3 separate regions of the Mus musculus genome follow, and all the other regions are linked to region 2. The links are chromatin loops, found by intact Hi-C in ENCODE. Cell type or tissue: left cerebral cortex. All regions are shown on one strand. Region 1 has its middle 9.2 kb from the start of Gm41823. Region 2 overlaps Fam189a2 (family with sequence similarity 189, member A2). Region 3 overlaps Fxn (frataxin).

Evidence for each region. Hi-C counts contacts between places; a loop is a spot of excess contacts. Peaks named below come from ENCODE experiments on the same cell type or tissue, not always from the same donor. Only the 100,000 strongest peaks of a DNase experiment are listed, where the experiment ranks them.
Region 1: a loop joins it to region 2, with 2.3 times the contacts of the local background. A loop is called at or near these places in 2 of 42 quality-filtered maps.
Region 3: a loop joins it to region 2, with 3 times the contacts of the local background. A loop is called at or near these places in 3 of 42 quality-filtered maps.

Annotation. Positions count from the first base shown.
Region 1 is chr19:24,052,377-24,060,376 of GRCm38, reverse strand. No RefSeq gene overlaps it. Among named protein-coding and RNA genes, the nearest start is that of Gm41823, 9.2 kb to the right of the region's middle. In left cerebral cortex, a CTCF peak has its summit at 3,312 (motif pointing right); DNase peaks (open chromatin) are centred at 1,353, 5,349 and 5,811.
Region 2 is chr19:23,977,066-23,985,065 of GRCm38, reverse strand. It overlaps Fam189a2 (family with sequence similarity 189, member A2), which reads left to right. Exons shown (of 11, transcript NM_001114174.1): 6 at 224-357; 7 at 5,351-5,480; 8 at 5,598-5,676; 9 at 6,952-7,104. Among named protein-coding and RNA genes, the nearest start is that of Fam189a2, 50 kb to the left of the region's middle. In left cerebral cortex, no CTCF peak of the experiment used is centred here; a DNase peak (open chromatin) is centred at 4,285.
Region 3 is chr19:24,261,178-24,269,177 of GRCm38, reverse strand. It overlaps Fxn (frataxin), which reads left to right. Exons shown (of 5, transcript NM_008044.3): 4 at 1,779-1,876; 5 at 7,125-8,000. The coding sequence ends at 7,275. Among named protein-coding and RNA genes, the nearest start is that of Fxn, 15 kb to the left of the region's middle. In left cerebral cortex, CTCF peaks have their summits at 2,579 (motif pointing left), 3,789 (motif pointing left) and 3,992 (motif pointing right); DNase peaks (open chromatin) are centred at 439, 3,992 and 6,193; H3K27ac peaks cover 248 bases.

The DNA of each region.
Region 1 (8,000 bases), 75 kb before region 2:
AGGGAGCAAGAAGTAAGTAAACAAATGATGTAAAATAAGAAAGAAAATACATTTTTGAATGTTTTGTTAATTTTTATCTTATACATGTTGACTGGTATTTTACCTGCATGCATGTCTGTGTGTAGGGTGTCTAATCCCCTGGAACTGGAATTAGAAACAGATGTGAGCTGCCATATGGTTGGTGAGAACTGAACCTGAATTCTCTAGAAGAGTGGCCAATGCTCTTAATTGCTGAGCCATCTCTCAAGGAATAATAATAAAGAGTAGTATATATTTTAAAAAAAAGATAAAATTCATGACTGATCGAGAAAAAAAATAGACGCCCCCCTGTAATATGAAATGTTAGGACTAATGCAGTAAAATATTGTTTATACAATTGAGAATTGAACCAACACCTTACATGCACAAGGCAAGCTCTCCCACTGCAGTCTCAGTGCTGCAACTGAGGTTGAAAAGTAAGGGAGTCTGGGTTTGCGGAGAGGATTCAGCAGTAAAGAGTATACATTGCTCTTTCAGAGGACCCAGATTCACTCATGGCTCCAGTGCTAGGAGATCCAACACCCTCTCTGGCCTCTGTGGGCACCACACATGTGGCATGCATTCATACACTTAGATAATAAAATAAGCCTTTTTAAAGCATAAAAGTAAAGGAATCCCAACACTAGCTTCACACCAATAAATCTGACAACGAATGTGGTCAAGACTGCCATTTCCCCAAAATCATTCTTTGTGTTTTTCTCAGTGGTGAGACCTCTAATTTGTCATTGGCAGTGGCTGCTTGAATAAAGAGGGGGCTTTCTAGCACCATTGGGGGCTAGAAAGATGGCTCAATGGTTAAGAGCTTTTGCTGCTCTTTGAGAAGACCTGGGTTCAAGTCTTAGCACCCACATGGCAATCTATATAACAACAGTCTATTATTCCAGTCCTGGAGTATCTGATGCCCTCTTCTGTTTGAAGGTGACACGTGCGCACACGTGAACACACACACACACACACACACACACACACACACACACACTGCATAGACATGACGCAGGCAAAACACCCATACTGATGTCTCTTGTACATGGCAATGCCTACATGACGATGCTGTAACCAGTTGGTATCTGCTCTTTGCTTCCCCCTCCGTCCTTTCTTCAATCAGATAGATGGGCTATGGTGATGATGTCTGCATTGGAAGTAGCTGTATACATTAGATCGTGAGGTGGGAGGCACACGCAGAGGGTAATAGGGCAACAAGAGAAAAGAAACTGCATCCCTGACAGCGTTTGAAGCTGTCTAGCAATGCCATATGGGCTGCCTCCAGATGGGTTTTACGTGTCAGCAGCAAGACCCACTGGGAGCTTTTCGGGGCAATGCTATTTTGAGTTCTCTCAGAGGAGTACTCCATGATTGCTTACATGTAGCTTAGCCATGCTTCTGACATTCACTGTGAGAAATTTCTTGGCATCTGATGGGCAATTCTTTGGCGTGCATCTAAGTTACAATTTAGGGGCGCTTAATCCTTTCTTGTACAGTTCTACAAGGAAAATTGTATATAAATAAAGCTAATTTTTTTCCCTAACAGCTAAAACTAGTTTTACTAACATTAATTTTTCTATTTAAATAATCTGTTTTTAGCACCTTTGGAGATACCCCAAAATTATTTTCCATGGCTAAGTATGGAATAATCTTTTTGAGGATCAATCAACACACGTCTGCCCACACAATTCAACCAAAACGGTAAGATGAACATACTTGGCCAGGTTCAGTTGAAGGCAGCAACAGCTATTTCATGACCACCACTGAAGATCAAAGTGCACAGTCTTATAGACTGTTAGACACAGACTAACTTCACAGGTAATAAAATGCTAAGAATCAATGACAGATAAGACTTCAAGCTACTATATTTTAGAGATGATTTGTGATATGAATAGGGCCAAGTCGATGAAGTTGTAAAAAAAAAATCACTGAGAAATGCCTCTGTCTCTAAAATTCTACCAATTCCTTATTAAGTGGCTGTTGGACCCTGGACAAGATCACTGCGTGACAGCATCCTCTCTGTAGTTACCACAGAAGGAGAAACAGTGTCTAAGCCACTGCCTTCGTATCACGTCGGCCTGTCCCTTCTGTAAATAGCCACCTAGGCTGGGAAAGCTCAAAGTCACCCAGACTGTGGCCAGACAGGGAAGACAAGGAAGCTCAGAGAAACCACAGTCGCATTTGTGGCTGGAGTGTTAGGCTGGGAATGAAGAGCATTTACAGCAAGAATCCTACCATCCCAACACAACAACAAAATGTGCCTTCAACAATGGGTCAGAGCCTTTCCAGACAGGACAGGCTTCCCCTTGTCCCACCCCTCTTTCTGTCTTCTCTAGTACACTGGGAATATCAGAATGTCACTGGGGTCATCTGCTGCCCACACTTTATTTTATTTTATTTTATTTTAGTTTATTTTATTTTATTTGAGTGTGTGTGTATGTAGGAGATGACCTTGGATGATTTTCTCAATTGCTTTCCACTGTAGTTTTTGAGACAAGACTTCTCAGTGAGCCTGGGGTCACCAATTTGTGGGGGGCCAGTAAGCCCCAGGGGTCCTCCTGTCTTGACCTCTCTAGTGCTGGGATTACAGGTGTGTGCCTCCTTGCTAGGCTTCTTATAATCAGGTCTGGGGGTCAAGTTCAGGCCTTGATGCTTGTATAGGAGGAACTTCACTAACTGAACCATCTTCCCTACTTTCACACGCACATATTTAATGTAGGCACCGTTTTGGTTACTCACAGTGAAGTTAGATGTGCACACACCATGATTCTTTGCTTCATTTTTTTTTCTCTAGTCTGTAGTGTGCTTCAATTTTATTTTTATTTTTGTAATGTGGCATGTCTTTTGAAAGGCTGCCACATTACCTATTGGTTATTCAACGAGTAAATAACCCACACTAGTATTTGGTCAGGTAGGCATTCACCATGTATGCTACTCCCTAAGAAATGCTTCAGTCATTTCTGTTGTGGACTCTGAGATACACAGAAATGAGGAGATGCAGACTGCAGTCATCTTAAAAGTACTCCAGTGTATGCAGGTAACGAGCTTGCCATGGTCAGGGCTATGCAGGTGGAGTTCCATATGTAACTATTTTCTCTGCCTTTGTGGATGTAAATACATTCTCTCTTTTTTTGTGTGTGTTGTATATTTTTTGAGACAGAATTTTCCTTATGAAAAAATAATTTCAAAGATTTCATTGAAGTTTTTGAATATTTTTCATGTGTACATGAGTGGTTTTGCCTGCTTGTCTGCGCACCATGTGCATGCAGTGCCTATGGAAGCCAGAAGGGGGTGCTGGATCTCTTGGAATTGTAGTTACATACAATTGTGAGCCTCCATATGACTGCTGGGAACCAAACCAGGGTCCTTTGCAAGAGGCATTTCTGCAACCTCAGAAAAGTGGTTTTGATATGTATTTTTAAAGTTTGTCTAAGGGAGCTTGGTGTGGTGGCACATACCTTTTACTCCCAGTACTAGGGAGAGAGGCAGTTGTGAGTTTGAGGCCAGCCTCTACATAGTGAGTTTCAGGACAGTATGGCTACATACTAAGACCTTGTCAAAGGTCTAGAAAGAATGCTTTTTGATATGTGTCTCTGAAATTGAAGCCATACCTTCAGGTAGAAATACAGTTTAGCTTTCTTAAAGATCTATCTATTTATATGTATATGAATGTTTTCCTGCCTGTATGTATATGTACCCGTGTGTGCCTGGTGCCTGCAAAGGTTAGAAGACAGTGCTGGATCCCCTGAAACTGGAGAGAACTGAGCCATGGCTTTTTGTAAGAGTAGCAAGTGCTTTGAACTGCTGAGCCATCTTGCCAGACCTTGTACTTTATTCTTAAATCCGTGATTCACAATACCTTAAAGATCCAAATAACCCAAATGTTCACCAACAGATCAAAGGCTGAACTTTATGGCATTATTAGTTTACTACCACAAAAAACCACTTTCTAGATCTTAAAGAAAATGATATGGGGAGAATGAGGGGAGGAGAAAACTGAGCATGCGTGCAAAACCACATCTGCATGTGGTCATGAAAAAAACACAGTCTACACAGAGATCTTCACGGGTGACTGTCATGTCCCTAACTGGGTCTCTAGCTCACTCTCCTGCCCACTTTCCTTACTCAAAGGCCCTGGGTTTCTAAGACAGTAGCTGAGGCTACCCACCCAGCCTTGTAGTCAGAACCAAGAAACAGGGCATGTTAGTCAGCTTTCTGTCTCTGAGACAATCGCCTGAGAGGAAGAATTTAAAAAGAGGAAACCACATGGCTCCTGGTTTCATAAGTTTTAGCCCACGGTCCAGTGTCGGCATTTGGGCCTGGTAAAGCAGAGCATCTTAGTGGTGAGTGTGAAGGAGAAGAACAGAGCTGCTCAAGGCAGCCAGGAAGCCAAGAGTCGGGAAATCTATATGTGAGTCTTATTTATTTATTTATTTTAGTCCTTGTTAGTTTTATTGTCACAGTTTGACACAAACTAGAGTCACTCACTTGAGAAACTTTGCCCATATCAGTTTGGCCTGTGGGGATGTCTGTGGGACATCTTCTGGATTGCTAATTGATACGGGAAGGACCAGCCCACTGTGGGCAGCACCATTCCTAGGCAGAAGGGTCTGGGATATCTCAGAAAGGTAGCTAAAACTGAGCCTGGTAGTAAGCCAGAAAGCAGCCTTCCTCTGAGGTTTCTGCTTGAATTCTTGCTCTCAGGTACCTGCTTGAGCTCCTGCCTTGGTTTCTCTCACTGACTCTGTCACCTGAACGCTGAAATGGACCCTTTCCTCCCCAAGGTGTTTTTGGTCATTTTTTTTCACAGCAACAGAAAGCAAACTTGGACAGAGGGTAACACTCCATATTCAAACCATAACACAGACTGGTTCTTCCCTATCCCTTTGTAGTGGTCCTGGGGTAGCTCAGAGGCTTAACTCAGGCTTCTAGCCCTCCTCCACCCATACCATTCTCACACAAGGCCCTTCCCTTTTGTTTCTCTGAGGAGAAACCTGAGGCCCAGAAGTGGCCCATCCCATGTGACCAAGTGAAAAAGAAAGGAAGAAGACCTGATGACCCTTCACACACTGCCTTCAGACCTCTGACATCTTCTACTGGGTCATGAGACCTTCACGGATGCACAGTTTTCCCAGAGCACCCAGAACCACCCAGAAGTCTGTTTCCCCCTGGGAACTCTCTGAGCATGCTCTCACGGTGCTCAGGAGAGGCTCTTTATGACACATCATTTGGAAGACATCCAGGAGTGGGAATAAATCCATCAGAGGTTAAAAATATCACTGGTCATTTAGAAACACATTCTTCACTCAACAGAGCAGATGGGAGTTTGTAAACACAGCCATGTAAAGACAAGGGAAGGCCAGAGTAGAAACAGAAAGTGGGATAAGAGTATTCTAAAACAAGCTGCTTGTGCCATTTCCCCAATTGAGCTGTTTGTCAAGTTGTTTTTAGCCTTTGAATATATTCAAATGGGGCAGATGTGGGAGAATTAAAAAAACATGATGCTGTCAGAGTAAAGAAAGTCTGATGTAGGAGAAGGTGAAGTGATTGTGTGTGTGTGTGTGTGTGTGTGTGTGTGTGTGTGAGAGAGAGAGAGAGAGAGAGAGAGAGAGAGAGAGAGATTGAGAGAGACCCGGGAGCATACAACAAACGCCATAAGACCCTGTGTTCTTTGCTGGTGTTTGCTGTGTTCATTCTGAGCTTCTAGGCAGTCAAGGTGGGTGACAGCATGGAGAGCAACCATCAAGGTCGAAATAAATCCAAGGGAAGCAGAATTTCTGGAATTTCCCGTTACTCTCAGGAGGCCGCTGTGGGTAATAAGGAACTAAGGTCTCATCGGCATCCCTTCAATAAAACAGTGGGCCATTTCCAGGCTCCACCTACTTGCAGCACTTGCTTGTGGGCAAGGAGTGACCCAGAGGCAAAGGTTACCTGGGGCTCTCTGGAAGCCGCTGGAAGAAAGCAGCAGTCCAGACAGGACACTTTTAGAGGACCAGCCCCAATTCCAAGACACCATTTTAGACCACCCAGAGTGCTGCAAGGAGTGGTTTTTTCCTTCCTTTAATTGAAAATAGATTTATTTTTCTCAAATAACACATACTGATTGCAGTTCCCCACCTCTTCTACCCTTCCTAGTTCCTCCCCACCTCCCCTCCCATCCGGATCCACTCCCTTTCTGTTTCTCATTAGAAAACGAACAAGCTTTTAAAGGATAATAGTAAAATAAAATAAAATAAAATAAAATAAAATAAAATAAAATCTAACACATAGGAGGTGGGTAGGACAAACAGAAGGAAAAGAGCCAAAGACACAATAATCAGGGACCCATTTGTTCACACACTCGGGAATCCCATAAAAACACTGCTCTGAAAGCCTTAGTATATGGGCAGAGGTCCTGGGCAGGCTCTGTGCACTCTGCCCCTGACTCGGTAAGTTCCTATGAGTGCGGATCATGTTGGTTTAGAGGGCTTCGATTTCTTGGTGTCCTCCGTCCCCTCCAGCTCTTAAACTCCTTTGACCTCCACTTTCATAGGGTTCCCTGAGATCTGAGGGGAGGGATTTGACAGAGACATCCTACAAGGTCTCTGTGCCTCTGTCTCTCTCTGCATAATGAGTTTATCTCTGAGGCTCTGTGAAGCTGTGCCTTGTTTTTGTTTATGCCCTTCCTCTGCTTCAACTGACCGTGAGTGCCCCAGCTCACTTTCCTGCAGCCTTGGGGACAAGTTCTCTTGAATCTCTGTCTTCAAGCCAGTGGCCATCCTAGAGCTGGTCCTACAGTGCTGCCACCATACTGTGGGTGAGGTAGATGTCCAAAGGCAGCACCCAGGGGATGCTCCAGTTCCTTAGCTCTTGGCAAAAAGATCCATGTCAGGCTCCAATCGACTTCCTCTGCTAAGCTTCAGGTTCCCTTGTGGTCTTCCCTGCAGGGCACATGGCAAATGGGAATATTCTGATCAGGAGCTGGGCAGATAGATTTAGGTTTACAGTAGTGAGCCACCAGGATTGTTCCTCCTGATGCCTTCAGAGGTTTAAAAAAATGTGTGTGTGCGTGTGCACATCCGTGTGTTGATTTGTCTTAATTAATGCTAGGTCAGTAATTGTTCATAAAAGCCCAGTGGAGGGCATTATGTGTTACACTGCACATTTTGTGTGTGTGTGTGTATGTGTGTGTGTGTGTGTGTGTGTGTGTGTGTGTGTGTGTGACAATGGGCTAGATCCTGTGTCCCCATGTGGGCTCTGAGTGGAGGGGTATGATGACTGTTTTCTGGAGCAATCCTGAAGCAAAAGATTCTTTGGGTTCCAGGTAGACCCAGGGTGGAACAGCTTGAAAGATCCTGGTATTGTATCCCAGCCATGCAGAGCTGTAACTTGTACTGAGTTGCATGTGGAACAAAGCTGCCTGTAGGTTTTCTGCACTACTGGAGTGTAAACTACCCTGATGTATAACACAGTGTCTTCGTTACAGTTCCATTGCTTGAACAGACACCATGACCACAGCAGTTCTTATAAAGGACAACATTTAATTGGGGCTGGCTTACTGGTTCTGAGGTTCAGTCTATTATCATCATGGCAGGAAGCATGGCAGTGTCCAGGCAGGGATGGTGTCAGAGGAGCTGAGTGTTCTACAGGAGAAGACTACTGTCTTTCAGGCAGCTAGGAGAAGTGTCACAAAGCTCACCTCCACAGTGATACACTTCCTCCAACAAGAACATACCTACTGCAACAAGACCACACCTCCTAATGTTGACTCTCCCTGGGCCATGCATATTAAAGTCACCACACACCTTCCCTTATGTAGTTCTGGCTGTCCTGGAACTTCTACTTTCCTTGCTGAGATAAAAGGCATGTGCCACCATACCCAGACTATAACATACTCTTAATAACCTGTAAATAATCCATATTTTTAAAGAAGGTGTTAGATGACCTTGAAGTGGAGCTACTTGTTAGCCATCATGTGGGTTCTGGGATTCGAACTTGGA
Region 2 (8,000 bases):
TGTGTGGCATTTCAACCTAGCAGTCCATCCCTACTGTGTGTGGAAGCACTGTGTGGCGTTTCCACCTAGCTGTCCATCCCTACTATGTGTGGAAGCACTGTGTGGCATTTCAACCTAGCAGTCCATCCCTGCTATGTGTGGAAGCACTGTGTGGCATTTCCACCTAGCTTTCCATCCCTACTGTGTGATCCATTGCTTTTCTCCTGTTACGCTGTTTAACCAGGATGAATCCCAGATGTCTGCAGAGGACGTGGAAGAACACGGTCGGATTCCAGACCCAGATGACTTTGTGCCACCAGTGCCTCCTCCTTCTTACTTTGCCACATTTTACTCCTGCACACCTCGGATGAACCGCAGGTATAACTCCTATGTCACGCTGGGGTCTCTGTGGTATGCCCTGCCTTGAGACTTGTGTAGTCTCCAGAACACTCCACCCGAGCTTCCACTTTTCTTTTTAATCCAAAATCCAGGCAGATTGGTCTGTCCGATTAGCTTTCTTTCCCTGTCTTGTTTTTCTCCGATAAACTAGACGACTCCAAAGATAAGTCCCAATCTTGACCTAGAGATAAACTCTTTCAATTTCTTTTAGCTTCCTAGGGAAAACTGACACCCGGTGAGATAACAGCTGTAATTTGACAGCATTGGGGGTTTCTGTTGCCCTGGAAACATGCCCAGTTAGGCAGAATCGATGTTTCATTATAACACCATCAGCTGGTCCCAAGAGCCGTGACATTCTTTGCAGTCACCAAGAAAAAAATTAATTATTAATTGCATCTTTCTGGCTTGGAAAAAAAAATGGACACCATGGTTAATTTTTCTTTTCAAATTCTAGCTCAAAATTTTGACTATTTTCCTTAAATATCAGAAATTATTATTTGTAGAGTGAAGTATGTATTGATCTGGTTGTTAGTAATGCCTAGGATTAAATCTTTAAAGAATGATCTCATTTATTCATTCAGCAAACATTACCAATCTTCTCCTCCTTGCTTGGTGCTGTTCTGGGTTATAGAAATTCAAAATGAATTAGCCCAGCTTCCTCTGTTCCAAGCCATGAGCTCAGTTTAGATCCTAACATGAGAGTTAGAATCACAGCACTCCATGCCCAGAGGTCTCCCAAACCCAGAAGAGCCAACTGGGTCACCCAGTCAGCCCTGGCATCCCTAGAGAAGTGACTTTATGCTGAGTTTAAAGGTTAAACCCCAAAGAGAAAAAAGTCTCTGGTGTCTAAGGGGAGATTAGCATCTTTAGCTTGATATCTGGGGTCAAGCAGTGTAGTTTGGGATATCTGTAGTACGCGTAGAGTCATCAGTCAGATGTGGTCCATGTTTGGGGGCTGTTGGAAAAACACTTTCTAATGTTCATAGTTCAGAACAGCTATGAATGCATTTGGAAGAGGCCCCACCTAAGCTCTGCTCTCGTTCTTTGACTCTTATCCCACCCCTCCTGGAATACCTACCCAGGCAGAGGCAGAGATGGTCAGAAAGCTGGGAGAGGGGCTGTCAGCTGGGTGAACAAATTATCTTGGGACAGCAAGGCTTTTCTTTGTTTGGGGAGCGGTCTGCTGACATTGCAGAACATGGGGCAAGGATGGAGTGATTCTGACCCTTTCAGAAACTGAGAGGAGCAGCGCAGATGCTGAAGAGGGTTGGCGAGAAAGCACGTGTTCCCTGTGGGTAGTCTCTGGGTTTTAAACCCTCTCCCCTACCAGCTGATTCTTCTCCATTACTACTCATAGAGGATCCCAGAGAAAACAACTTTCAAGCCAATAAGAATCCTGTTCATCCCTGTCTTAGTCAGAGTTCTATTGAATCAAAGAGACACCACGGCCATGGCAACTCTTATAATGGAAGGCATTTAACTGAGGCTGGCTTAGAGTTTAGTCCATTGTCATCATGGTGGGAAGCATGATGGCAGGCAGGCAGACATGGTGCTCGAGAAGGAGCTGAGAGTTCCATATCTGAATCTGCAAGTATCAGGAAGGGAGAAAGCTACTGGGCCTCGAAACCTTAAAGCCCACCCCCAGTGACACACCCACTCTATCCCTCCCAAGTAGTGCCACTCCTGATGACTAAGCATTCAGGCATATAAGCCTATGGCAGGCATTCCTCGTTCAACCACCACAGTCTCCATAAGCTTATATATGCCTAGGTGATGTGTGATAAGAAGTAACTTACATGGACTTTCCTTTGGTGCTGTCCATTGAAATGCAGCATCAGTGGTCATCATAATGACATAATGACATCGTAGGAGTCATTCATTTTGTGATCATGCTATGGAAAATGCCATGTTCAATTTCTGGGTTTCCTTCTGGAAGAGATTTTGTGGTAGTTTAGCATCTAAGATGAGAGCCCACTCTCCTGACCTTTTCATCCTTGGAAATCTGATGCTTACCTCCGTGGATGCAAAGATAGCCATGGGTTATTGTGAATGCCACACCTCTGTGGGTGCAAAGATAGCCATGGGTTGGGAATGTCAGGGAGCAGGCAGGCAAGCAGAACTAGCAATAGGCAAGGGATTCAGCTATTCTCTTTCTTTGCTGAAGGGGCAAAGGCAGGGTTTAGAAATGCTAGAAAGATGACTCATGGGTGTTGATTAAAGACTGAAGCCTCACCATATCTGGAGAAAGTTGGCCTCTCTGATTCAGACAGCTGTGATGTTCATTGGTCAGGACTCTCCCACTAAATCTAGGAAGGGTCTAGTCCTTTGGAGTCACTCAGCAGTGGGAGTTTTTAAACAGCATGAGCTAGGTAGGAGAGTTGGAACGAAATCCATGCCTGAGTCCTTGTTCTATGGAGAATATCTACTTAGGGCAGCTTTGACAGGAACCCTCTAGACCAGGGAGAGTGTTTTCATGGGACTTCTTTGTGCACTGGATGCTTGACACTTTACACAGCCACTCTGGGGAACATCCAAAGTCATGTGCCAGTATAAAACCTCGCCTCTATCCTTTCAGGGGAGCATAAATGGGCACAAGAAATAAGATGAGTTTTAAATCCAGTTTCTGCCTCTCCCCTTCAGTCGCTTAGATGCATCTGGCCTTGGGTCTGTCTTTTTATCTGTAAGCTTCCCTCTTTTCTTTTCTTCATATTCTAAGAAGAGAATTTTATTTTATTTTTTTTTAAAGAAGAGACATTGCTATGGGTCATCTAGTACCTACTGAGCACAGGGTTCTCTGTTTTGTTTTACCTTTTGCTTTTTTAATTACTTTAAAATTTCAGTTCTGTGTTTTCTAATGTCTTTTCTTCTTTTTATTATATGCGATAAATACTGGCAGGGAATCTTGTGAGTTTGGTTTTCCTTTTAATTTTTCTGTCAAGGGTCCTACAACCACAGTTAAAACAACAACAACAACAACACAACAACAACAACAACAACAACAATGTGTGTGTGTGTGTGTGTTGTCTCTGGAAACACTATGGCCATCAGACTGTAGATCCTCATGAGCCAAAAAAGAAGTCCTGTTCAATATGACTCAGTAGCCAGTGTTGGTTCAAGTTTAGTTTAAGTTTTTTGGTTTAAGTTTAGCACAATATAGAAAAGTTTTCTGGTGTAACATAATTCTGTGTATACAATAAAGCTTAAGGGATTGAATTGCATTGAAACTCTTAACGTATGTGCCACTTCTTCCATAAAGATGGGTTCTTTTGTTAAAGTTTATTTATGTAGTCTATGCATGTAAGTGCTCTATCTGCGTGTCTGCCTACATGGTAGAAGAGGGCATTGGATTTCATTGTAGATGATTCTGGGATACCATGTGATTACTGGAAATTGAACTCAGAACCTCTGAAAGAACAGGCAGTGCTCTTAACCCATGAGTCATCTCTTTAGCCCTGGAAACTGGGATTTATAGACAGACTACATATGTTATCTTAAGGACTTGGAGGAGGATCAGGTGTGGTCATACAGATAGTGCAGAAGGCATCCAGGCTACTAACCAAATTCATTTCTAGCCTTCTCGGTGGGAAAAACGGGTTCTGCATCAGTTCCTTTGAAGAGACAACCTTTCATGTTTAAAATGTCTGGTTTTCTGGTGCTTATCTGTAAGCACTGGGACATCAAACCCTCTCTAACAACAACAAAAACTATTACTTAAGAAGTACTTGAAAAGGGAAAGCATCTAACGTTGGTTGGGAGAAAGGCAATTTGGAAAGGAGGAGTATAATTGAGTAGTTCTGTGCTAAGGCAGAGACATCATATACTTATGTTGCTGAGTGTGGCAGATGGTACAGTCTCAGGAACCCCACATATCCCGTGGTGGAGCAACAGAAGTGGGTGTGTGTGAAGAACAGAGTAGAAATAGCTGACATCAGCAGGAATGGTTGAGGGAGGAAGAGGAGCCCCAGGAGAAGTTAGCTTTAACCAGGAAAACAGCAGCTGGTTCTTCAGTCCCAGTCACATGACAGAGTAACTGTCAAGTCAGCCTCTCTGCATCTTGGTAATAGCGAGACTCTTTTAAAGTTTCTCTGCTGAAACTATCGGTTAGCTATAGCTTTGTTGTTGGGAGTGAGGTATCAATATTCCAAATGGACGCAGATCTTTTTTGTCAACTCAGCCAGGTTTGTCACATCAAGTTCAGAGAAAAATAGAATGTTAACCCACCTCTTTCTTTGTTCTTACTAGGACTCTTGTTTCTGAATTTTATCCAGTGCCACCCACCTGGCCCAGTGCATCATTAGTCAGGGAGTGACCTGAGGAGCATGTGCGAGTCACTCTATGATCCTTTCTGCTAGCTCCTGTTTTGTCTTGGAGCTGGGGGCAATGCTCACCTTTTGTTTGAAATTAATTTCCCCTTTTAAAAAAAGTTATCCAACAGTGAATTTCTCTCACGAATCAGACGTGAAGGAAACCGAGGCAAGAAGCTTTTTCTGTGAACGACTGCAGGAGGGCACCAAGATTCTCCTTACCCTTAGTTGCCTTGGCTGTTGTTAGCGATATGCTTCAGTGGTATTTTGTATATCCACCTCATTGTGCAACCATCACCTCTAACTCTCTGCAAAGCATTATCCTCTCCCGTAAGCAACTGCCAAGTCCATAAACACTAAGCAACCCCTCCCTAGCCCCTCCCTCAGAGCCTGGCAGCCACCCATGCTCTCCATCCCCATGGACACTGCTGTACTAAAAGGAAAAAAGGGCATTACGTTTTATACACTGTCATTTCTAAAGGACCCCCTGGGTATTTGCCTAAGGATAGCTTGAATAGTTATTCCTCTTTGGCTGAGCTTCTGTGAGTGTCTTTCCTCTAGGTCCAGGCCACTCCCAATTTAAAGGCAAAGGCAGAGGGTCCAGGGTCTGCTGCTGTAGGAGGGCCAGTGTACAGAGCGCACCTCCTGACACCCGGTGCTTTTTCTAGGATGGTTGGTTCTGATGTCATCCCACTGCCCCATATCTATGGAGCACGCATCAAGGGTGTGGAAGTGTTCTGTCCTCTGGACCCCCCACCTCCATACGAAGCTGTAGTGAGCCAGACTGACCAGGAGCAGGTATGCCTACTCCCCAGAGTATATGCTCTAACATAACCTGAAGGGGTTTACGGGGGTCCTCTGAGGATCAAAAACCAAAAACAATGACCCCTCCTTCTCCCTTCCTTTCTGATGCAGGAGTCTTCATTCCAAATGCCAGAAGGACCAGAAACTGCTGCGAGCCCAGCAGAGCCAGTTTGCACGCAGATAACTCAAGGTAACACACACCTTCCCTACGCCAGGCCATAGGTCAATAGAGGAGAACATGGCAGAATGATCTGACTAGTGTTTTGCTGGAGGTAAGGTATTCAAACTCTTAGGGCTTAGAAGTGAGATCTAAAATGTTAACAGGAAAAAAGAAAAAAACACACTGAAATAAAGAGACCTACTTCAAACTTTTTCATGAATGATCAGACTATCCCCAGGAACCCATGGGCTAGAGTGCAGGTTAACTCGTTATTCCCCTGGCTCCCAATCCATTTCCTTGATCTGTTGAAATGAGCAGGATTCCTTCGAACGAACGTGAGTTTCCCAGTGAGTATTCACATTGTCATTTGTAACCAAAGGTTTTAATGCTAGAATTAAGATTTTTTTTTTCAGCCCTGTGGTCCATGCTAGAGTCATTTTACATTTATCCTTGTAATTTAAGGACACTGTTGTTCCCGCTTTCTGTCTTTGGGGAGGTTTTAAATGGCCTAGAGAATTGTCCACTGGTACAAAATTGCAGCTGGCACTAAATAATGGATCGACTTTCCGCCATGTCGGATGGGGGTAGCTTTTCAGCAGTGCTATGTGGGCCATTCTTGAATTCACTTTACATTTGGAAGGGGACAGACTGTGAGCCCCGCCACTGAGCTCCAAGCCCCACCTACCCTAAAAAGGATTATAAAACATTGTTCTCTTCCCTTAAGCACATTTGTTTTTCCACGAGGAATTTTCCAATCAGAAACTCGGCTTTCCAGACGCTGCTGCTACGTTTCCTGGCCAGGGCTCGTCCTATTCCAGTGTCATTTGCAGATTTATTTTGCAGCCACTGAAAGTGTCCCAATGTGGGCACCCCCTGGGCTAGGCAGATGTGCATCTGCTAGCCTTGGCTTGGCAGTTCACAGGATAGCCCTTTGCCCACATAGGTGGCATTTCCCTGAAGAGCCAGATACTGTGAAAAGCTTTGCTACTCTTGGAGGCGGCATCAGGATGTCTAAACAACCCTAGGAAACAAACCAAACTGATGCTATGGCACAGTCTCTTACTTTTGCCCCCTGGGCTTATCATTTTTCTTGTTTGCTTGTTTTAAGTGTGGCAGGGTGATTTGGAGAGGGAGGCTTTGCCATGGTGCTGGGAACTAAAAACTGACTGGGCCACCAGCCTAAGTAAATGTTATTAATTACAGTACTCTTGCCTTGGCAGGTTTGGGCCTACAGGTGTTTCCTGACCAACATTTTGATGGCTACAGCTGTTGAAATACTGTGTTTTTTATTTTATTTTAAATCAGGTGGGGCTCTTACTAACACGACTGGTGAAGAAAACACATCTGGATCAACTCCTATTCTCACTCTGGTTCAGCCTCCGAGAAGCCGGAGAGCTCTCCCCCTTCTGAGGACAAGATCAAAGAGCGACCCTGTGCTTCACCATTCGGAGGAGAGAGGTGATGTCACTCCTCAGGCTCTTGGTAGACCACTGAGATTTTTGGACTGGTGCTAAGTAGTGTTTAAAGCATCGGGTACAATCAGGTGGCTCTGGCCAGCTGAGGGCCCTCCTAGTTAAAGCAATATTTTGAGAGAAGTTGAGAGGCCATGGGAAAATAAGATAGTCTATGTTTATATTGGAAAGATACATGTGGTATTTTTTTTTAATTAAAAACATATATTTATTTATTGTTGTGTTGTGTTGTGGGGGGGTGGGTGGGTACACTACGGTGCATATGTGGAAGTTGGAAGACAAGCTGTTTGGGTCAGTTCTCTTCTTTTAATGTGGGTTCTGGGGACTCTACTCAGGTCGTCCTGTTGGAGGTAAGTGCCTTTACCTGATGAGCCACTTCACTGGCCCTGGCACTGTGTGGCTGGTGGGACTGTTCCTGAAGTCGTGGGTAACCGCATTTGGTTGCCCATGATGCTGTAAGATTATCAGGTGAACTGTCTCCCGATTCTCCAGTTGCTGGCACTTCTCTGAAAACCAGTCAAGGAGTGTATGGTTTTATTCTCTGGCTCTACAATTTTGTATTTGTTATCTTTTTCAGTGTGCTCTAGTAGTCTCAATTATTGGAATCTGACTATGTTTTATTTTTTTTAAACACTTTGGATACAGCGAAACATGTTACTTCATCTCCCTCCCTCATTGTTTTGAGTATAATAACATGGAGCCTCTTTTGAATATATGAATACCTGGACATCTATAAACATCTCTCACTAGAGAAAAGCATATAAAATTGAAGGAAGCAAAGGAATAGAGTAAACAGCTTTTGTAGTTCAACCAGCAGGGGCCTCTGGGGGACTTAGTCTAGTAGTTGTGTTCTGTTCTTCAGAAGCTCTCTGCAGACTAACT
Region 3 (8,000 bases), 280 kb before region 2:
CAGGCTGGCCTCAACTAGGATGTAGCCAAGGATGGCCTTGAGTTTCTGATCTTCTACCACCTGAGCCCTGGGATTACGAAGCCTGACCCCTGTGGGGAGGGAACCCAGAGCCTTGTGTGTCATAGGCAAGGATTCTCCCAGGGGAGCCTCAGCATCAGACCTATCTCTTCCTTGGCAAACAGAGGCACAAATATTACAAGGTTGTTACCTTCCTGAATTACCTAATGAAACCCTATCTCAGAGAGAGAGAGAGAGAGAGAGAGAGAGAGAGAGAGAGAGAAGAGAGCACTACTGTCCCCTCCCGTGTCTATTGGTTACATTATTATCCATCCCAGCCTCTAGTTTATATAAATGGTTGGCTGTGTTTCTAAGAGTGTGCTGTGAGAATCCGTCCAAGTCTCCTGATTGGATTGGCCCTCTGCAGAGTGCACAGAAAGGCGGGGGTGCATCTGGGCAACAAGAGGCTCCCACCTGCTTTCCAGAAGCAATACCCGGCCCCTTTAAAGTGTGCTTAGTGCCTAGCCTTTGTTTCATATTCTGCATTCTAAGGAGACTAAAGCCCTCAGAGTGAAGGGCTCCTTTGTGGGGTGCTTTCAAATTTAAATGTTCATTTATTGGGTAAAAATGGACTGGCCAGTCTTTTGAGAGTGCAAGGCTTTTTAGAGGGAACTAAAGCTGTATGGAGTCTGGAGCACTCGCTGGATGTCTGGGAAGGGTCTGGAACTAACACAGGTAGGCCTGGGCCGCTCCGTCCGCTCTTCTAAGACAAACGAGAAAGGGCATGGATTACTTTCTTCTCCTTTTCTGTTTTGCGTTCTGTGGTGCAGCCTGCTGGCCTCAAACTCACCATCCCCCACCTTAGCCTCCCAAATCCTGACCTTACAGATTTTGCCACCACAATCACTTTCTTTCCGTGTTTTCGTGATGGACTCAGGTCTGACACTTGGACAGACGCTGTTAGAGTTTAGTCTGCGTTAGTACGTGTTGCGGTTGGCTAGCGGTCCTGTTTACCATGGCTGAGATCTCAGGCAAGACTTAACTTGTCTTGGCGACCACACAGGCAGAGAGAAAGCGCTATGAGCTTCAGGCATTCATCGTATGCTATTACGATTCATTCACTCGTGGTGGCTGCAGAGATGGCTCCGTGGTTAAACGCTTGCTACTTTATCATGAGAACCAGAGCCTGGATCCCAGCAGCCATATCACATCAGGTGGCTTATAGATGCCTGTAACTCCGGCCCTGCAGCTGTCCTGTGTGTCTCTGGCCTCTAAGGGCATTCATGCACATACACGTGAACAGAAACACGTGCATAAATAAACGTAAAACAAACCTCTGACCCTAAGAGTAACGTTCTTACCATACAAGCTCCTGTTTTTGAGCATTAAAGTTTGTTTGGTTTTGGTGCCAAGAATTGAACATGGGGTTTCCCAAAGCCAGAACACACTGCCAGTGGGCTGTATCCCCAGCCCCCTTTTCTTAATGGTGTCTGTTATATCCTTGGATACATGAAAGGCATTGAGATATGAGCATGTATATGAACGCGAGTGTGTATGTGCATACGTGTGTGTGTGTGTGTGTGTTTGTGTGTGTGTGTGTTTGTGTATCCAAACATAGGAGCTTGTATGGTAAAAACATTACTCTCAGGGTCAGAATGGGTCAGAAACGTATTTTATTTTTATTTATGTTTATATATTTACGTGTGTGTGTGTGTGTGTGTGTGTGTATCACAGTACTAACTAATCTATTTTTTCACACTTCCTGCCACCTGACCCCCTAGGATGGCGTGCTCACCATTAAGCTGGGCGGGGATCTAGGGACCTACGTGATCAACAAGCAGACCCCAAACAAGCAAATCTGGCTGTCTTCTCCTTCCAGGTATGTTCAGAAGTCAAAATCCATAAGGGGTAAACTCATCTGGAATGCGGTGTTGGGGACCGTTTGAGAGGGAGTCAGTCACTGGCTTTGCCGTGACTTTACGGCTGTCTGCCTCGGCAGGGAGGCTGGCTTGTAGTTGAACCCTTCTCCTCATTGATACCCGGGTTGCTATGCAACTCAGGCATCAGGATGTTGACAAGACCTGAAGCAGAAGGAACTGTTCAGAGCCTGGCCCAGACTGGTTTTCTCCAGTATATCATTCCCCAGAAGAGAAAAACCACTGGCTTGCCTTTGAAAATGATACTTTTGCCAGACACAGTCTTAACATAGCTATAGTCCCAGCACTCAAGAAGTAGAGGCAAGAATTCAAGGCCTGCCTTGGCTACATAGCCAGTTCAAAGGCTAGTCTGAGCTATCATGTAAGACCCTATAGCAAAAGCAAATAAGCAAATCTGGTCCATATAGTGCGTTCCAGGATAGCCAGGGCTATCCATAAGCCACTTTTGTTAGGTACAGTGGCACATACCTGCGATTAAAAATAATAATCATTCATTCATTCATTCATTCATTAAAAAGCTACTTTGAGGGAACTAGAGAGATGGCTCAGTTTGCTCTAGAAATCCTGAGTTCATTTCCCAGCAGCTACTTAGTGGCTCACAACCATCTCTGATGGGATCTGATGCCCTCTTCTGGTCTGTCTGAAGAGAGCGATAGTGTACTCACATACATACAATAAATAAATAGATCTTTAAAAAAAAAAAAAGCTACTTTGAAGGCTGAGGGCATATCTCAGTGGGAGAGTGCTTATCCAGTAATCTATAAGCCCTGGATTCAGTTTCCAAAATGGAAAGGTAGGAAGGAGAAAGAGGGAGGAATTTTTTATATTGTAGTATCTGAGAAAACTTGCACTTTGTCCTCAAAGTAAGTTAAACTTTAACTCCTGGCCTACTTTGAAGGTCTCTGTAACTCTGCTGGCAGAGCTGGGCTCTGACTCTGTCACAACGGGACGGGACGGTGATTTTTATCAGCAGCCCCAGGGCCCCCAGCCTCATGCCTGCCTGCCCCGTGGCAATGCCTGCAGTTGAAGGAGCAGCAGGATGCACTGCAGTCAGACCCTGTCTCAGAACTAAGGACTTACTGATAAGTATACAGCTGCTGCCTCAGTGGTCTGGGAACAGCCTAGCGATGCCCACAGGGAGCCTTCACACTAACCTCCCTGAGGCTCAACAGCAGTACTGAAGGAGACATTTTGAAGGAGCCGTGGGAAATCTCAGCTAGAAGCAGTGTGGAATTCTTTGGAAGCCTAATGGTATTGGCAGTTTTTAAAAGGTGCCAAGGTGTGGCTCAGTGGCAAAGAACTTGCCTAGCATGTGAGAGAAGGCCCTGGGTTGGAATACCACCACAACAAACACACAGCAAACAAAATGGTTACCACTCAGGCTGGAGAGATGGCTTAAGAGCCCTTCTGCTCCAGCACAAGGGCTAGAGTTCAAATCCTGGCATCCGTGTCAGGGTAGTCACTTACAAGAAACTCCAAGGAAACTCTTTTTAAACCCGTAATTGGAGCTGGAGAGATGGCTCAGTGGTTAAGAGCACTCACCAACTCCTCTTCCAGAGGACCCAGGTTCAATTCCCAGCACCCACATAGCACCTCACAACTATCTGTAATTCCAGGTCCAGGAGATCTGACACCCTCACACAGATAAATATGCAAACAAAACACCAATGCATATAAAACAAATACATTTAAAACCTGTAATTTTAGGTGCTAGAGAGATGGCTGAGTGGTTAAGAGCGCTGACTGCACTTCCAAAGGTCCTGAGGTCAATCCCCAGCAACCACATGGTGGCCCACGACCATCTATAAAGGGATCTGATGCCCTCCTCTGGTCTGCAGGTATACTTGCAGACAGAGCACTCATATATCAAAACAACATAAAAGCAGTTAATTTAAAAACCAGATTATCTGTTTTAAAAACTAATGTATATGAGAGGCTTGGGGGGGCGTCTCATAAGTAACCCCGCTTCATCACAATTACGTCATAAAGGGGGACGGGCCTTTATATGTCTGTGGGTGTGGATATGGATGTGGTTGAGTGTCCATACCTACAGTAGCCAGCAGAGGGAGCCAGATCTTCTGGAGCTGTAGTCACAAGCAGTTGTAAGCAGCCCAGGGTAGTGAAAGACATCAAACCAGTCCTGCGGAAGAGCAGCAAGCGTCCTTAACCACTGAGCCCTCTCTCCATCACCCCGGAAGTAATATCATATTTATCCAGACTGTCTTTCACAGGGCCATGATTATAACTTCTTATTTCAGAAGAAAACCTTTGAGGTCCTGTGGAGACAGAATTTCCTGGCCCCCTTGCCATAGAATGTGGGGGACGCCTGGGCCCCAGAATCTGGGCGCAGAACCCTGGACAATGTGGAGGGGTCTTGAGTTGTTCCAACTCTACCTGAGAGCAGGGCTGTGGTGCAGGATCAAAGAACATTCTTTGGTTTCTCCTGGTTTTGTTTTGCTTTCATGTGACCGGGGTACTTTGTGTTCAGAGAGGTTTCTGCTCTTGTAACGGAAGCCCTGCCTGTCCATTTGCCCTTTTCTCTGTATGTCCAGCATTTGATTGGCAGTATTAAAAGCCCTCGTGTATCTATACCTACACAAGATACTTCCCATCTCTTCCCTCTACCCTGCCTTCCCACCACACCTCAGTCTCCTCATGGTTTTGTGATGCTGGAGATCTAACAATGCGGTCACCACGCTGGGACCGCTCAAGCACTGTGCTGCTAAGCTGTGTCCCCACTCTTCTAGTGTGGGGTTCTTCGAAAGTTCCCTCGAGTGTTCTCAGTGGTGAACTCTCAGGGTTCATTGTCTGTTACTGTGTCCACTGTTCTCCAGGCCATGAGGAGCTAGAACGTGAGACAAGGGTCTTATACATCTGGAATAACAAATCATGGCCAACACCAGCTACCGATTTGTCCGCAGTACCGTGTATTAGTCAGCTTCACATCGCTACCCTGAATACCTGAGACAAGTTACCGATAAAAGGGAAAGGTTTCTTTATCTCGTGGTTTTCAAGGTTCAGGGTCCAAGACTGAGGAATGCAAGGGACGGCTACTTTAGCCTCTTATACAATGGTGTACCCTGATGGGAGAATGTGTAGGAACAATGTCCCATCTTAGGATGGGAAGCAGAGAAAGATCAGACAGGTCCCCCATTTCCTTTTGTGGACACATCGCAATGACCCCAGGAAGTCACTCCTCTTAAAGGTAGCAAAAGGAGGTAGTATAAAACCGCATCCCAAATGCTTTCTCCTCTCACCTGAAGAGTGGGGTAGATGCAGCAACAGAACGGGAAGGAAGGGGACACACTGATAGAGCTCTCAATTTCACAGCTTTAATTTTCAATAAAGAAAACTACTTTTAGCTAGAAATTATGGAGCAAGCCAGTAATCCCAACACTTGAGCGATAAAGGCAAGAAAATCAAGAGTTCAGGGTTATCCTTGGCTATAGAAGGAATTGGAGGCTAGCTGAGGCTATGGGAGACCCTGTCGAAAGAAGAAAGTTTTGTTTTGTTGGTTTTTTGAGGCAGGGTCTTAACTTGTGTGCTGGCTGGTTTTGTGTGTCAACTTGACACAGGCTGGAGTTATCACAGAGAAAGGAGCCTTCCTTGAGGAAATGCCTCCATGAGATCCAGCTGTGAGGCATTTTCTCAATTAGTGATCAAGGGGGAAGGGCCTAGCCCATTGTGGTTGGTGCCATCCCTGGGATGGTAGTCTTGGGTTCTGTAAGAGAGCAGGCTGAGCAAACCAGGGGAAGCAAGCCAGTAAAGAACATCCCTCCATGGCCTCTGCATCAGCTTCTGCTTCCTGACCTGCTTGAGTTCCAGTCCTGACTTCCTTTGGTGATGAACAGCAGTATGGAAGTGTAAGCTGAATAAACCCTTTCCTCCCCAACTTGCTTTTTGGTCATGATGTTTGTGCAGGAATACAAACCCTCACTAAGACACCTTGGATCCCTGGCTGGCTTGGAATTTGCTGGAGAGACCAAGCCAGCTTCTGTCCACTAATCGCTGGAATTAAAGGCCTGTACCACCATGCCCAGCAAAGTTTTTAATAATAGCACAGGTGGTAGCCAAGGCTGGAAGAGGCAAGGTAGCTGATTAGTAGGTATTAGGGCTTCTTTCAGGGTAATAGGGGTGTTTCGGATGTAGACAGAGTTAGTGGCGACACAGTAGTGTAGGTTGGGCATTGATCAGCACATCCGTGGTACAAAATTAGCATCACTTCCCAAACCTGGCTGTAAGATAGCATCTGTCCTAGGAAAAAAAGCGATGGAATGAATGTGCTGCAGAGAGTTTCACGGGGGCGGGGCTGTGGAGTGTTCCAGAGGACAGACTGCACAGTCAGTCGCCCTCAGGAAGGTGCTGAGGAAAGCAAAGGCTCGCCTCACTGCGTGTCACGCAAAGCCGCACTTGGTCTCTGGGTACCGGCAGCTCTGGATTCCGTTAGCTCTTCACTGAAAGGAGGAGGCATTTGTTTTTGGTTCACGGTGTCAGAGACTTTAGTTGCCGTTGCCTTTGGGCCTACAGTGAGACAGACCATGGCCAGGGAGATTTGATGGAGGGAAACAGGACGGACTCCCCATCGCCCATCCAAGGCACACTGCCAGTGACCTAACACACCACGTCTAGGCCTTACCAGATCAAGTTCCCACCCCCTGCAGTAGGGTCATGAGCTAGATCGTGAGCTTCTAACCACAGCTGCCGTGGGACTTTTAAGATTCAGTCCAGCCAAATGTGGTTGCTGATAATCCCAGCACTTAGGCTGAAACAGAAGAGTGCTACAAATTGAAGGGTAGCCTTGGCTACACAAGTGAGGTCCAGGCTACCTGTCCGGGGATACAGATAGGAATCTATCTTCAAAGACAGATCGATAAGCTGGGCAGTGGTGGCCATACGCTTTTAGTTCCAGCACTCAAGAGGCAGAGACAGGTGGAACTCTGAGTTCAAGACCGCCTAGTCTACAGATACAGTTCAAAGACAGCCAGAGCTACACAGGGAAATCCTATCTTGAAAAACAACACAAAAGTAGATAGATAGATAAATAGATAGATGGATGGATAGATAGATAGATGCATGTATGCATGCATACATACATACATACTCACACACACAGATTGATTTAGTCCAAACACAGTGGCTCTCCTGAAGAGGATCCTCACTAACTTACCATGAATTTGTTTTGTCTCGCAGCGGCCCCAAGCGCTATGACTGGACCGGGAAGAACTGGGTGTACTCTCATGACGGCGTGTCTCTGCATGAGCTGCTGGCCAGGGAGCTGACTAAAGCTTTAAACACCAAACTGGACTTGTCTTCATTGGCCTATTCTGGAAAAGGCACTTGACTGCCAGCCAGATTCCAAGACATTAAACACTGTCAGGTGAAGACCCCCAGCCTCCTCCTGTAGCTGAATGTCTGCCTTCCCATACCTGCTCCTGAAGATAGTCACACCGTGTGTGACAGCTCTGTGAAAAAAGTGTGTTCCCTCCCACCCTGTCCCCGGACCTGGCTCTTCATTTCTACAGACATTTGTTAGGATTATGTCATTTGCTCCCCAACCTGAGACCTCTGGTCTCTTAGAAAGTCTTATATGCTGGGCAGTGGTGGCGCACGCCTTTAATCCCAGCACTCGGGAGGCAGAGGCAGGCGGATTTCTGAGTTCGAGGCCAGCCTGGTCTACAGAGTGAGTTCCAGGACAGCCAGGACTACACAGAGAAACCCTGTCTCGAAAAAAAAAAAAAAAAAAGAAAGAAAGAAAGTCTTACACCACAAGTGTGTCCATGATATAACAGCCTCAAAATGTCTTACACTGTGTGTGCTAATAACCTACACCATGTGTGCTAATAACCTCCTGAAAAGGAAAAAGGCTCAGAGGGAGACATGAGTCGTTCCCACTCTTCCATTGTCTCTGAAAAGATACTCTAAAAGTAACTTCTAAATGTACCCAAGACTCCAAGTATGTACACTTCTGAGTCCTGAGCAGCAAAGAGTCAAAAGAAACCATCTTAAAATGCCCTTTCGTGCTTTGTCACCTACACTCGGTACCCAGGACCTGGTGCTATTAACTCT